Linked DNA regions of Homo sapiens: all the other regions are linked to region 3. Evidence: read pairs that join two places in POLR2A ChIA-PET (ENCODE). Cell type or tissue: MCF 10A. All regions are shown on one strand.

What was found. Peaks named below come from ENCODE experiments on the same cell type or tissue, not always from the same donor. Only the 100,000 strongest peaks of a DNase experiment are listed, where the experiment ranks them.
Region 1: POLR2A ChIA-PET joins it to region 3 with 5 read pairs; 5 of 35 experiments call an interaction of 5 or more read pairs at or near these places.
Region 2: POLR2A ChIA-PET joins it to region 3 with 6 read pairs; 2 of 35 experiments call an interaction of 5 or more read pairs at or near these places.

What each region holds. Positions count from the first base shown.
Region 1 is chr17:28,459,964-28,464,963 of GRCh38, reverse strand. No RefSeq gene overlaps it. Among named protein-coding and RNA genes, the nearest start is that of SLC13A2, 11 kb to the left of the region's middle. In MCF 10A, no CTCF peak of the experiment used is centred here; no DNase peak of the experiment used is centred here.
Region 2 is chr17:28,592,187-28,597,186 of GRCh38, reverse strand. It overlaps SPAG5 (sperm associated antigen 5), which reads left to right. Exons shown (of 24, transcript NM_006461.4): 3 at 4,121-5,000. Among named protein-coding and RNA genes, the nearest start is that of SPAG5, 4.3 kb to the left of the region's middle. In MCF 10A, no CTCF peak of the experiment used is centred here; no DNase peak of the experiment used is centred here.
Region 3 is chr17:28,377,332-28,382,331 of GRCh38, reverse strand. SARM1 (sterile alpha and TIR motif containing 1) reads right to left here. Exons shown (of 9, transcript NM_015077.4): 2 at 511-1,129. Among named protein-coding and RNA genes, the nearest start is that of SARM1, 8.1 kb to the right of the region's middle. RefSeq lists a silencer at 2,076-2,276. In MCF 10A, no CTCF peak of the experiment used is centred here; a DNase peak (open chromatin) is centred at 1,981.

The sequences.
Region 1 (5,000 bases), 83 kb before region 3:
CCTGTTTTGCATAACATGCAAATAAAATCTCATATTCCTCAGGAATTCTGCACAACAGCTCCCTGGCTCAGGGTCGGCAGAGTCCCTGCTGAGCAAGCCTTCCTAGCCCTGGCTGGACTCACATCTCCTCCTAGACACCCCTTGCAATGCCAGCAGCTTCCATACCCAATCCTAGGGCCAATACTTTTACCTTCTTTGGGCTTTGGTCTCTTGGCCTCAAATGGGATGATGATGGTGTATGTAAAGGTATTTCTTAGTCCAGGCATGGTGACTCACACCTATAATCCCAGCACTTTGGGAGGCTGAAACGGGAGGCTCACTTGAGGCCAGGAGTTCGAGACCAGCCAGGCCAACATGGTGAAACCCCGTCTCTGCTAAAAATACAAAAAAATTAGCTGGGCATGGTGACACATGCCTGTAATCCCAGCTACTCAGGAGGCTGAGGCAGGAGAACTACTTGAACCTGGGAGGTGGAGGTTGCAGTGAGCCGAGATCGTACCACCAGCACTCTAGCCTGGGCAACAGAGTGAGACTCTGACTCAAAAAACAAAAAAAAAAAGGTACTTCTTTCTCCACTGAAACACTACTTTAGGGAGGTCAAGGCTCCATTAAAATACCTTTAGCCTCCACATATGCTTCACACTAACAACAGTTGTGGCTTGTGATTAAGCACCTACAACATTCTAGAACTTAGTTACATCCCTGCAACATCCTGTTTTATGGATAGGAAAACTGAAGCACAGAAAGGTTAAGCCAACTGACCTAGGTCACACAGCTAGTAAGTTGCAGAGCTGTGATATAATCTCAGGATCATTCAATTCCAATTCCAGGGCTTTTTCCATGACATCACAACATCTTTTTGTTTGCAATTCAAAGTCCTTCCTCCATAATCTGCCTCAACTTTCCTTTCTAATCCCAGTATCAATCAGACAGGCCCACTTAATGGTCCCCTCTGGGTTTACTACCTGGGGTAGTCTCCCCTATCTCTCCAATGGCCTAAATGTATACTTATTTTGGGGCCATTCGTATGAGTGTTTAGGTACATGTATGTATATGTACGTAGGGTTTGTGATATATATATGTACATATGTATGGTGCATATGTATTTGTTTGTAGTATGTGTGTTTGTGTGAATGGATTTATGAAAGTTAGTGTGTATCCTGGACTCATGCATGCGTGTGTTAGCATACTTCAGTTTATGACCAGCGTGGGCAACACAGTGAAACCCCGTCTCTACTAAAATTACAAAAATGAGCTGGGCATGGTGGGCATGCCTGTAATCCCAGCTACTCGGGAGGCTGAGGAAGGAGAATTGCTTGAACCCAGGAGGTGTAGGTTGCAGTGAGTTGAGGTCGTGCCACTGCACTCCAGCCTGGGTGACAGGACAAGACTCTATCTCAAAAAAAAAAATGTTTCCGTCTACACATATACTGTGTATTTCAGTGACTGGGGGAGCATTTGACAAGTACCATATGAAGTGTTAATATCATTATACCTAATGAGAGAGAAAAAAATCCTGACAGCTTGCAATTGGCCCATAGGGTAACCAACTGTCCTCGGTTTCCCAGGACTCTCCCAGTTTTAGCACTGAAAGTCCTGCATCCTGGGTAAGCCCTTGGTCCCAGGTAAACTGGGGTGGTCACCCTACTGGCCTGGCAACCAACAGCTAGGCTGTCATGTTCTTTGCTGAACATGACAAAATATCACAGAATATTGACATCAGATGAGGCTTCTCTGTGACCATGATAGAACAAGGCAAGATCAAGGACACTATGACACTCAAAATGACCAAGCATCCTTCTCCCTTGGCAAACATGAGTGACTACCATTTTCTTTCTTTTTTTTTTTTTAACCGACGACAACTCTAGCCCTGCTTGGACCCTCCTACCTCCTAGATAAAAATTATTAAGATGCCCAATGATCAAATTGCCCTTGCTTCCCGACAGTGCTCAACCCAGAACAAACTCTTGCTTCCTTAAATACCCTCCAAAATCACCCAGCACAATTCCAAACAAGCCCATCCTCACTGCCTCTTACTAAGACATCCCGCAGTCCCCCACGGTGTATGCTCCTTCACTGCAGCAAGTCAAGAAACCTAACTTTGTTCAATTACAGGTGTGCTCCTGGTGCTATTTAGTTACTGGGCTTTATCATTGAGTGAGAGTCTATCAAAATCTCTGGTGAGCAGAATGTATCCATTCAACCATCATTTGCTAAACAAACATTTTCTGAGTGGCCAGGTGTGTTGGCCTATGCCTGTAATCCCAGCACTTTGGAAGGCCGAGGCAGGTGGATCACTTGAGATCAGGAGTTTGAGACCAGCCTGGCCAACATGGTGAAACCCTGTCTCTACCAAAAATACAGAAATTAGCTGGGCATGGTGGTGCACACCTGTAGTCCCAGCTATTTGGGAGGCTGAGACAGGAGAATTGCTTGAATCTGGGAAGCGGAGGTTGCAGTGAGCTAAGATTGTGCCACTTTGCTCCAGCCTGGGAGACAGAACAAGACTCTGTCTCAAAAATAACCCCGAAAAGACAAACAAACAAAACACATTTACTGAGCTCTTAACTATGTGTTAGGGTGTCAGGCACTATGCTGGGCAATGGGGACAAACCTAGGGGAGTTTATGGTTTGGTGAGGGAGACAGACTATTAAATAATGACAAAAATAAATATGCAGTTAAAGACCATGCTAAGTGTTGGGATCCATATTTAGTGGGTCATGGGATATTTAACAACACCTAACCCAGCTTCACTGATCAAAGAAGTACCTCATTCAAATCTGGATTCCCCCGGCCCCCACACAAAAAATCTGGATTCCCCCAATCCTCTAAGAGCCAGCCTTCCAAAGAGCCTCTTGGGTTGTTAAAATTCTACCTGCAGCCGAAGACCTATTTGGAGTTGGAGGCACAGAGAGGCAGAAGTTCTCTATTTCTCCTCTCAGCTTTCTTCCTTTAAATGAGTTCATTGGGCCAGTCGTGGTGGCTCACGCTTGTAATCCCAGCAGTTTGGGAGGCTGAAGTGGGTGGATCACCTGACATCAGGAGTTCGAGACCAGCCTTAGAGACCAGCCTGGCCAACAGGATGAAACCCCACCTCTACTAAAAATACCAAAGAAATAAAAAATTAGCCGGGTGTGGTGGCAGGCGCCTGTAATCCCATCTACTCGGGAGGCTGAGGTAGGAGAATCGCTTGAACCTGGGAGGCAGAGGTTGCAGTGAGCTGAGACAGAGCCATTGCACTCCAGCCTGGGTGACAGAGTAAGACTCCGTCTCAAAAAACAAAACAAAACAGAAAACCAAAAGAGTTCATTGGAGCCCTGTGTCATAACTCTTATCCTAGGAGATGTTTAAGGTCTTAGTAGCAGCTAGAGATTGGGAAAGTGGGTCTTTGGTAAAGTAAGCCAAACTGGGAGCCGTGTCAGCCTGGCCAACATGGTGAAACCCCGTCTCTACTGAAAATAGAAAAATTTAGCCGGGCATGGTGGTGTGTGCCTGTAATCCCAGCTGCTTGGGAGGCTGAAGCAGGAGAATTGCTTGAACCTGGGAGGCAGAGGTTACAGTGAGCCGAGATAGCTCCATCACACTCCAGCCTGGGCAACAAGAGCAAAACTCGGTCACAGAAAAACAAAAACCAAAACCACCAAACAATATACAGGCCCTGGGACAAACTGTTGCCTGGAACGCGATGTCATTTCTCAGAGCCACACGCAGGAGGCATGGGCGTCACATGTAGGAGGCATGGGCCACCACAGGATTCCCAGCCCAGGCGCAGCTTGAGGGTGGGGTGGGGGCATGGCCAGGGATGGGTGGGACCGGGCAGCCCAGCTACGCACCTAACAGGTGAGCAGTATCTCCAAGCCGCTGCTACAGTGCCAGCCCCAATCAGGGTGCCCTGAACAAAGGCATCAACCCTCCTGACCAAGCATGAACTTGTGCCGCCCAGATTGGAGGCGTTTGTGGCTTTTAAGTTATCTTGGGGCCACATCTTTATATTCCACCTTTAGTCTGCCCTTGCCTGAACTTATTCATCTTGTGTAGTCTCATAGGCCCTGAAAGTCCTTTTTGAAACAAAGAAGTAAACAAACTGAAATGCAAGACTTAAACTGTACCTAATAACAAATATTTTATACTTCTCTAAGACTAAAGACTCTTAAACAAAGTTGAGACACGAACTTGCTGGGAAGAAAAATATGTGGAAGAGCCAAAGCAAAGTATATATAAAATATGAAAAACTCCTACAAATCACTAAGAAAATGGCTGAAAGTCCAATAGGAAAAAGGATTTGAGGCTGGGCGCGGTGGCTCACGCCTGTAATCCCAGCACTTTGGGAGGCCGAGGCAGGCGGATCACGAGGTCAGGAGATCGAGACCATCCTGGCTAACACAGTGAAACGCCATCTCTGCTAAAAATACAAAAAATTAGCAGGGGGTGGTGGCGGGCGCCTATAGTCCCAGCTACTCGGGAGGCTGAGGCAAGAGAATGGTGTGAACCCGGGAGGCGGAGCTTGCAGTGAGCCGAGATTGTGCCACTGCACTCCAGCCTGGGCGAAAGAGCCAGACTCCGACTCAAAAAAAAAAAAACAAAGAAAAAAGGATTTGAACAAGCAATCTGCAGAAGACATTAAATGACCAATAAACCTAAAAAAGCTACTGAATGTCAGCAATAGTCGAATAAAGCATTATTTGCCTAACAGATTAGAAAAAAATTTAAAGAATTGGTGATTGCAGGGGGAAATGGGCTAACTTTTGAGTGGTACTATAAATTTGTATGACCTTTCTGGAAGCAATTTAACAGTGACTATCTCAAAAAATAAAAAATGAAACAAAAAATAAAAACAAAAACAAAACAGTAACTATCCTAATTTTATTTTTATTTTTGGAGGCAGAGTTTCGCTCTGTTGCCAAGACTGGAGTACAGGCAGGATTCTGGCCCACTGCAACTTCTGCTTCCCAGGTCCAAGCGGTTTTCCTGTCTCAGCCTCCTGAGTAGCTGGGATTAC
Region 2 (5,000 bases), 210 kb before region 3:
CCTCGGCCTCCCAAAGTGCTGGGATTACAGGTGTGAGCCACTGTGCCTGGCCTGAATAATTGAATATTTAATTTAATTTAATTTAATTAATTTTTTTTTGAGATGGAGTTTCGCTCTTGTTGCCCAGGTTGGAGTCCAATGGCGCGATCTCGGCTCACCGCAACCTCTGCCTCCCGGGTTCAAGCGATTCTTCTGTCTCAGCCTCCGGCATGTGCCACCACACCCAGCTAATTTTTGTATTTTCAGTAAAGACGGGTTTCTCCATGTTGGTCAGGCTGGTCTCGAACTCCTGACCTCAGGTGATCTGCCCGCCTCCGCCTTCCAAAGTGCTGGGATTATAGGCGTGAGCCACTGTGCCCGGCCTGAATTTTTAATTTTAATTTCAATAGCTACATGTGGCTAGTGGCTATCATATTAGACAGTACAGCTTAAGATGAAAAATAAATAAGTACTAGGTGGAAATTAGCTCTATAGAGCTTATAGAATTTATTATGATTATTAATTAATTAATTAATTTTGAGATGCAGTTTTGCTCTTGTTCCCTAGGCTGGAGTGCAATGGCACGATCTTGGCTCGTTGCAACCTCTGCCTCCTGGGTTCAAGCGATCCTCCTGCCTCAGCCTCCCTAGTAGCTGGGATTATAGGCACGTGCCACCATGCCTGGCTAATTTTTGTATTTTTAATAGAGACGGGGTTTCGCCATATTGGCCAGGCTTGTCTCGAATTCCTGACCTCAGGTGATCCGCCCACCTCAGCCTCCCAAAGTGCTGGGATTACAGGTGTGAGCTATGGCGCCCAGCCTGAACTTATAGAATTTAACCATAATTATTTAATCACAATAGCAGAATACTAGATTGAAATCGAATTCTCCTTCCCTCTTAACTGCTGGGCTTACTACCTCCAGATGCAGTCAGCTACACAATGAAAAGGGTTTTTCCCCAATAAAATAGCAATTATTTTTGTTTTGTAAAAATTTTTTTTTTTTTGAGAGTCTCACTCTGTTGCCCAGGCTGGAGTGCAGTGGCACAATCTTGGCTCACTGCAACCTCTGCCTCCCGGATTCAAGCAATTTTCCTGCCTCACCCTCCCAAGTAGCTGGGATTACGGTGTGTGCCACCACGCCTGGCAGATTTTTTTTTTGAGACGGAGTCTTGCTCTGTCACCCAGGCTGGAGTGCAGTGGTGCCATCTAGGGTCACTGCAACCTCCGCCTCCCAGGTTCATGCAATTCTCTTGCCTCAGCCTCCTGAGTAGCTGGGATTACAGGCATGTATCACTACGCCCAGGTAATTTTTGTATTTTTAGTAGAGACAGGGTTTCACCATGTTGGGGGTCAGGCTGGTCTTGAACTCCTGACCTCGTGATCTGCCTGCCTCAGCCTCCCAAAGTGCTGGGATTACGGGCGTGAGCCACCGCGCCCGGCCTAATTTTTTTTTTTTGAGACAGGATCTCACTCCTTCATCCAGGCTAGAGTGCAGTGGTGTGATCTCGGCTCACTGCAACCTCTGCTTCCCGGGTTCAAGCAATTCTCCTGCTTCAGCCTCCCCAGTAGCTGGGATTACAGGCGCGTGCCACCATGCCTGGCTAATTTTTTGTATTTTTAGTAGAGGCGGGGTTTCACCACATTGGCCAGGCTGGTCTCAAACTCTTGACCTCAAGTGATCCACCCTCCTTGGCCTCCCAAAGTGCTGGGATTACAGGCGTGGGCCACTGCACCTGGCCTGTTTTGTAAATTTTTGATTATTAATAGATATTAATTGTTTGAAGCATTTGAATATATAAATGTATAAGGAAGAAATATTTCTGGTATCTTAGATAAATGTCATATTTGACAGTTCTTTCATACATCTCTTTATGTGTGTCTATTTTGTATATATGCACACACACACACACACACTCATCTTTATATTGTCTTTTTTTTTTTTTTTTTGAGAAGGAGTCTTGTTGTATCGCCCAGATTGGAGTGCAGTGCCGCGATCTTGGCTCACTGCAACCTCTGCTTCCCAGATTCAAGCGATTCTCCTGCCTCAGCCTCCCGAGTAGCTGGGACTACAGGCACCCGCCACCATGCCCAGCTAATTTTTGTATTTTGAGTAGAGATGGGGTTTCACCATGTTGGCCCAGCTGCACTCGAACTCCTGACCTTGTGATCTGACCGCCTCAGCCTCCCAAAGTGCTGGGATTACAGGTGTAAGCCACCATGCCCTGTCTTTTTTATTTTTTTTTTTGAGACAGGGTCTTGCTCTGTTACCCAGGCTAGAGTGCAGTGGTGTGATCTTGGCTTATTGCAACCTTGAACTCCTGAGCTCTAGCAGTCCTCCCACCTCAGCCTCCTGAATAGCTGGGACTACAGGTGTGAGCCATCATACCTTTTAATAATTTCAAAATTAAAGTAAGATACATGAAATTACAATAAAACATAACAGCATAACAAATTACTATAAAGTACACATCCATGTAACTAATACCCAGGTCAGTAAGTAGGACAGTACCAGAATATCAGAAGCCCTTTTTAACCTAACCTTGGTTTTGTTTCATCCACTAATATAAATGAGAAATTTCATATGTTTGATTATTATTATTATTATTTTTTGAGACGGAGTCTCGCTCTGTTGCCCAGGCTGGAGTGCAGTGTCACGATCTTGGCTCACTGCAAGCTCCACCTCCCGGGTTCACGCCATTCTCCTGCCTCAGCCTCCCAAATAGCTGGGACTACAGGTGCCCGCCACCACAGCCAGCTAATTTTTTGTATTTTTAGTAGAGACGGGGTTTCATCGTGTTAGCCAGGATGGTCTCGATCTCCTGACCTCGTGATCCGCCCGCCTCAGCCTCCCAAAGTGCTGGGATTACAGGCGTGAGCCACTGCGCCCGGTCTGTTTGATTATTTTTTTAATAAATAATTGGACTTTCTATCTAAAGCTTCCAGAATAGTTTTTTCTTCATTGTAGCACAGAAATTTTATAATTATGTGTCTAGCATGTATCTTTTCTAGTCAGTCCTGCTTAGAAACTGGTGAGCCATTTTAATGTGCAAACTCAGGTCTTTCATTAGGGTAGTTTTCTTCTAATATTTGTTAATCAGCGCCTCATGTATATATGTTCTCTTCTGGAATTTCTTTTATTTAACTGTTAGGTATCCTGGGTTTATCTTCTAATTCTCTTAGCTTTTTCTTCAGATTTACATTTCTTTATATTTTTATCTTTGCTTTAAGATATTTCTTCCACTTGTCCAGGCCAGTAATTCTAGTTTCAACTCTAATAATTTACTCTTTCAATTCATTTTACTGACATTTTTTATTTAAAATAATATTTATTATTTCTAAAATGTCTTTGTGTGTGTATTTATGTTGTAGTTAAAGCTTAAGTACTCGTTTTTTTTGTTGTTGTTCAGATTATCATCTGTGTCTTCCAGCAGCTCTGTTTTGTTAGGGTCTACCTTTTTTATTTATTTATTTATTTTTTTTTGAGACAGGGTTTTGCTCTGTCACCCAGGCTGGAGTGCAGTGGCACGATTTTGGCTCACTGCAACCTCTGCCCCCTGAGCTTCAGTGATCCTCCCACCTCAGCTTCCTGAGTAGCTGGGACTACAGGCACACATCAGCACCACCATGCCCGGCTAATGTTTGTATTTTTAGTAGAGATGAGGTTTGAACTCAAGCGATCCACCTGCTTGTGGCCTCCCAAATGCTGAGATTACAGGCGTGAGCCACTGCGCCCAGCCGAGAGGGAGAAGAACTTGTACCAACTCTAGATTCTGACAGAGCTTAAGCCTTCACTCACACCCTATGGACCCCTCCTATCTGTTCATCTAGAAGTGCGTTAGAGTTCAGAATGGAGATGAGTGGGGTCACTTTCAAGCTACCATCTGCCCACGATATGGATCTATATTCTCAGCCTGTTTATAATGTAGGCTGGTTCACTTGGAAGGACCCAAAATGGCTTAGCAGCTTTTCTTTCCCTACTATTGGGTCTCTATATGAGCAACAAAGATTAGCCAAGTTCTTACCTAAGCAGAGGTAGTAAGAATTCTTTTCTTTTTTGAGTGCACTATCTTGCACCTGTAATTGTATGTCGGGAACTGAATTGACTGCCTTAGACAACTACTTTTGTTTCCTTTGGCAGGAAGGCAGCAACAACTCATCTCCAGTGGATTTTGTAAATAACAAGAGGACAGACTTATCTTCAGAACATTTCAGTCATTCCTCAAAGTGGCTAGAAACTTGTCAGCATGAATCAGATGAGCAGCCTCTAGATCCAATTCCCCAAATTAGCTCTACTCCTAAAACGTCTGAGGAAGCAGTAGACCCACTGGGCAATTATATGGTTAAAACCATCGTCCTTGTACCATCTCCACTGGGGCAGCAACAAGACATGATATTTGAGGCCCGTTTAGATACCATGGCAGAGACAAACAGCATATCTTTAAATGGACCTTTGAGAACAGACGATCTGGTGAGAGAGGAGGTGGCACCCTGCATGGGAGACAGGTTTTCAGAAGTTGCTGCTGTATCTGAGAAACCTATCTTTCAGGAATCTCCGTCCCATCTCTTAGAGGAGTCTCCACCAAATCCCTGTTCTGAACAACTACATTGCTCCAAGGAAAGCCTGAGCAGTAGAACTGAGGCTGTGCGTGAGGACTTAGTACCTTCTGAAAGTAACGCCTTCTTGCCTTCCTCTGTTCTCTGGCTTTCCCCTTCAACTGCCTTGGCAGCAGATTTCCGTGTCAATCATGTGGACCCAGAGGAGGAAATTGTAGAGCATGGAGCTATGGAGGAAAGAGAAATGAGGTTTCCCACACATCCTAAGGAGTCTGAAACAGAAGATCAAGCACTTGTCTCAAGTGTGGAAGATATTCTGTCCACATGCCTGACACCAAATCTAGTAGAAATGGAATCCCAAGAAGCTCCAGGCCCAGCAGTAGAAGATGTTGGTAGGATTCTTGGCTCTGATACAGAGTCTTGGATGTCCCCACTGGCCTGGCTGGAAAAAGGTGTAAATACCT
Region 3 (5,000 bases):
CCCACTTCCACTTGTCTCTCACCCAGTTCACTTTATTCATTGCCTATGTTCAGGGCCAGGAGTCATCCTCAGCTCCTCTTTCTCCTTCTCCCAGCCACCAAGTGCTAACTCCATCTCTTAAACATCTCTTGAATCTGCTCTCTGCCACTGGCATCGCTGTCTCCCCCTTCCCCCAACGCCCACCCCTGCAAGTCATAGTTTTTTATTGGGTTGCCTTGCCTCCGTCCTCACCCTTGCCAAGCCCCTTTCCACACAGCAGCTAGGATGATCTTTGTAAAACACAAGTGTCCCCTTGCTTAAAAGCTTCTTAGTGTCTTCCTCTTGCCCCCAAAACCAAGTCCAAACTTCGGGTTTGCCTTCAACGCCAAAATGACTGGCCCGCTCCTCCTTTGTCTTGCTTCATCTAATTCTGATGTGTATTTCAAGACCCGGTTGAATGTGACTTCCTCTGGGAAACCTTCCCAAAGGCTCTCTAACCCCTGATCCACCCAACCCCACATCTGCACCCACCTTGGTCTTGCCTTGCAGGCTCTTGATGGCAGCCTCGGCGCAGAGGTAGAAAGCCCCGATGCACTGCGCCTCCAAGCGGTTAGAGTCGAGCAACGGCACGAGGCGCTGCAGGTCGTCGGGCCCGCGGCCCTGGCTTGTGTCGCTGGCGTCCACCAGACAGCGGGCGAAGCGGCCAGGGTCCAGCGAGGCCACAAGCGGCTCCACGAGCGCCAGCGTGCCCGAGCGCTCCACCTCGCGCTCCACCTCCTTGTTAGTCGCCAACACCGCTACTGCGAGGCAGGCGTGCAGCCGAAGCAGCTCGTCCTCCTTGGAGAAGGCGAGCGGGAAGAGCCACTCGGCTGCGCGCTTCTCTACCATGCGTCGCTGCACCGCCTGGCCCCCGTGCAGCGCGCAGTTGCCCAGCGCCAGCGCGCAGTGGCGCAGCAGCGCGGGGTCCGTGCGGCGGCACCAATACAGCACCGCGTCCAGGCCGCCGGCCGCCACCAGCCTCTGGCATGTCTCCTCCGAATGCTTGAACATGTGCTCCAAGATGCCTGCCACGCTCCGCGCCAGCTCTACGGGTTCGCGTTCCTTCGCCAGGTTCAGGATCACGCCCAGCCCAATGCGCGCCACGCGGTCTCTGCCCAGTGAAAGTGGAAGGGGACAGTGGAATTGCCGCAGCTTGGGGAGCTTGGCTTGCCCGTTTGGGGCCTGGTCACTAACCCTCTCTGGGCCTCACCGGCCTCATATAGGGGAGAGCATTCCCCTCCCTGCTCCCCACCCTCATCTCCTCCCCTGGGAGGACCCCACTTCTCGGATTCTAAGGGTGCTCTATTCTGGCCATAGCCGTTCTCCCCCTCCCTCCTCCCCTTGAGAGGCAGTATGTGTGGTGGCTAAGAGCCTCAGCTCAGGAGCAGATCCCCTGGGTCCTGGTTTCTTCTCAGCCCGTTTTCTAACTGGGATAAAGGAGACCTTTGGGCAGCTTCCTTTATCTCTCTACCTTGCTTTCCTTATCTCATAAATAGAAAATAGAAATACCTGCCTCATAGGATTATTATCAGGACTAATGAGATAAGCCTTATAGAGTGCTTGGCACAATGCCTGGCACATGGTAAAAACTCAACAAATATTAACTTGTCCTAATTTGAAGTGTCACTTGAAGCACACCACTCTTAGCCTTGCCTTTTCCTCACTCCATGGCCCATGACCGGGGCATATCTATTCATTCATTCAACAGATGCTTCCTGAGGACGTCCCCTGTGCCAGCCACTGCACTAGGGGCTGAGGTTTAACAGAGACTGGCCAGAGCTTATCCTCAGGGCGATGGAGGAAGACATAGACAAGAAAACAATGAGTGAACCAGATCGTAGTGATAGGGCCTTGGCGCTAGCAAAACAGGATGATGTAATGGCGTGTGCCTGGAGGAGGGGTATGTGGGAAGAGGTGACATCTAAGCTTAATGTGAAGAAATCCCTGTGTGCAAATATCTGGGAGGAGCATAACAGGCAGAGAGAGGAGCAAGGATGAAGGCCTGAGGGCAGAGGAGCTGACGTGTTTGAGGAATAGAAAGAATGCCAGAGGTATTGCGATGTCTAAAACCAAAAAGGGAAAATATAAAACCAGGCTGGGCAAGGTGGCTCATGCCTGTAGAATGCTTGGCACAATGCCTGGCACATGGAGGCCAAGGTGGGAGGCTCACTTGAGACCATCCTGGACAACAAAGTGAGACCCTGTGTCAAAAGAAAAAAAAAAAAAAGAGAGAGAGAGACAGAAAAAAAAAAAAAAGAAAAGAAAAAAATCAATGAGGGGTTTATATGTAGAATATATCAGCAAATATTCAAATCAAGAAGAAAAAGGCAACAAATTCAAAAGAAAATGGGCAAAGGACATAAACAGGCAATTGACAAGAGGAAATCCAAAATTTGAAAAACCAGATAAAGAGATGCTCTAACTCATTAGTAATCAGAGAAATGAAAATTAAAACAATAGCTATCGCTACCTGAAATGTTCTTCAACAAAATCCGCTTCATGGTTCGTCATTCCAATGTCTGCTCAAATGTTACTTCCTTCCAATCATCCAATCTAAAGGCTTTTCCCCATCACTTTCTAACTCATTACCTTATTTTATTGTCTTCAGGGCATTTAATATCTGATATTATATTAATAGTCTACTTGTTTGTTAGTTCCATAGACCAGAAACCTTATCTGTCATTTTCTTTCTTAAAATGATCTAGGCCGGGTGCGGTGGCTCACGCCTGTAATCCCAGCACTTTGGGAGGCCGAGGCGGGTGGATGACAAGGTCAGGAGCTCGAGACCATCCTGGCTAACATGGTGAAACCCTGTCCCTACTAAAAATACAAAAAATTAGCCGGGCGTGGTGGCGGGTGCCTGTAGTCCTAGCTGCTCAGGAGGCTGAGGCAGGAAACTGGTGTGAACCCAGGAGGCGGAGCTTGCAGTGAGCCAAGATGGCACCACTGCACTCCAGCCTGGGCAACAGAGCGAGACTCCGTCTCAAAAAAAAAAAAAAAAAAAAAAAAAAAAAGATCTAAATGGAGAAAATTACCCTTTCCTAGAGTTTCTTCACCTAAATCATTTTATTTTATTTCAAAGGCCATTCCCACTCTCCTTTGTCCCTGACCACTCTCCACACACATACCTTGAATAAAATGTTCACTGGCAGAAAACAAGCAAACAGAAAACCAGCTACCACTTTACACCTGTTAGATGGGCAAAATCAGAAGCTGAACAATACAGGCAACCTCTCCCAAAGAGATTGTCATATAGATAGAGAAAAGCACTTAGACAAGGATGTTCACTGCAGTGTCATTTGTAGTGTGAGGAAGTTGGAGGCAATCAGTATCAAGCTTGGGGAGAGTCAGGTAACATGGGCAGGTGCCTACTCTGTAGGATTTGCAGGGAGGTCCAAGTGACTGAGCAGGTGATAACACAGCAACACGAACCTGGACAACATAGCCTGGGCAACATAGCAAAACCCTGTCTCTACAAAATCAAAAAAATTAGCCATGTATGGTGGCACAGGCCTGTAGTCCCAGCTACCTGAGAGGCTGAGGCAGGATGATAGTTTGAGCCCAGTAGGTTGAGGCTACAGCGAGTCATGATTGGGCCACTGCACTCCAGCCTGGGCATCAGAGCAAGACCCTGTCTCAAAACAAACAAACAAACAAAAAACCCAAAAAACAAAAAACAAAAACAAAAACAAAAAAACCAATAAAACCCAACACTGAGTGGGAAAAAGTAAGAAATAGAATGTGCTATATGACACAGCACTATTAATATACATTAAAAATACATGCACACAAGACCAAGAATAAAGATTTAAAGATTTTAGCAGAACACAGATAGAAAGATACACATTAGATATACTGAATGGTTCCTTATGGAGTTAGGGCAAGAGAATAGTGTGGGCATTAGTCAGGAGGAGAAGGAGAGATTGCATTTCAGTTGCATTTCAGGCACAGGTATATGCAAAGAGTTGGAGGTGTTGGAGAGCTGGTGCACTTGGGGAGCTGCCCACACTTCCATGGCTGAGGCAGAAGATTCAAGGGGAGAGTGTGAAAAGAGATCGGACCTGGGGACCTTTTGAGGCACCTCAAGGCATTTGTAGTTTATCTTGATGTCAAAGAGAAGCCACTGAAAACTCTCAGGGAGGGGAGTGGCCTGGCCATATTTGGGTTTTAGAAAATTCACTCTGGCTGTGGTGGAGAGGACAGATCCAACAGAGAGAACTTGGAGGCCTGCTGAGCAGGTGGGAGAGTTGCCACATCCTGGTAGAGGTTCAGGCTTCCTGCCTTACTGACCTCCACAAATGATGTCTTCCACAGATGGCCGGGCGCAGTGGCTCATGCCTGTAATCCCAGCACTTTGGGAGGCTGAGGCAGGAGGATCACTTGAGGTCAGGAGTTCAAGACCAGCCTGGCCAACATGGTGAAACCCCATCTCTACTAAAATTACAAAAATTAGCCAGGTGTAGTGGTGTGCGCTTGTAATCCCAGCTACTCAGGAGGCTGAGATAGGAGAAACACTTGAACCCAGGAGGCAGAGGTTGCAGTGAGCCGAGGTTATACCACTGCTCTCCAGCCTGGGTGACACAGTGAGACTCCGTCTAAAAAAAAAAAGTGATGTCCTCCACAGGTGACATTACTGCCAAAGAGGTAGAGGCCTAGCCAGCAATGGAGTCCTTGCCCAAAGGGCACCACAGTGACCATAGTGCATGTGATTTTGTGTCCACTGCAGAACCTACCTGAGTCCGGAACATGCCATAAGCTCACAGCTCACTGCAGCCTTGGCCACCTAGGTTAAATTCATCCTCCCAACTCAGCCACCTGAGTAGCTGGGACTACAGGCATGTACCACCATGTCTGGCTGATTTTTTTTGTTTTGTTTTCTTTTACTTTGTAGAGACAGGATCCCATTATATTGCCCAGGCTGGTCTCAAACTCCTGGGCTCAAACAATCCTCCCACTTCGGCCTCCCAAAGCGCTGGGAATAC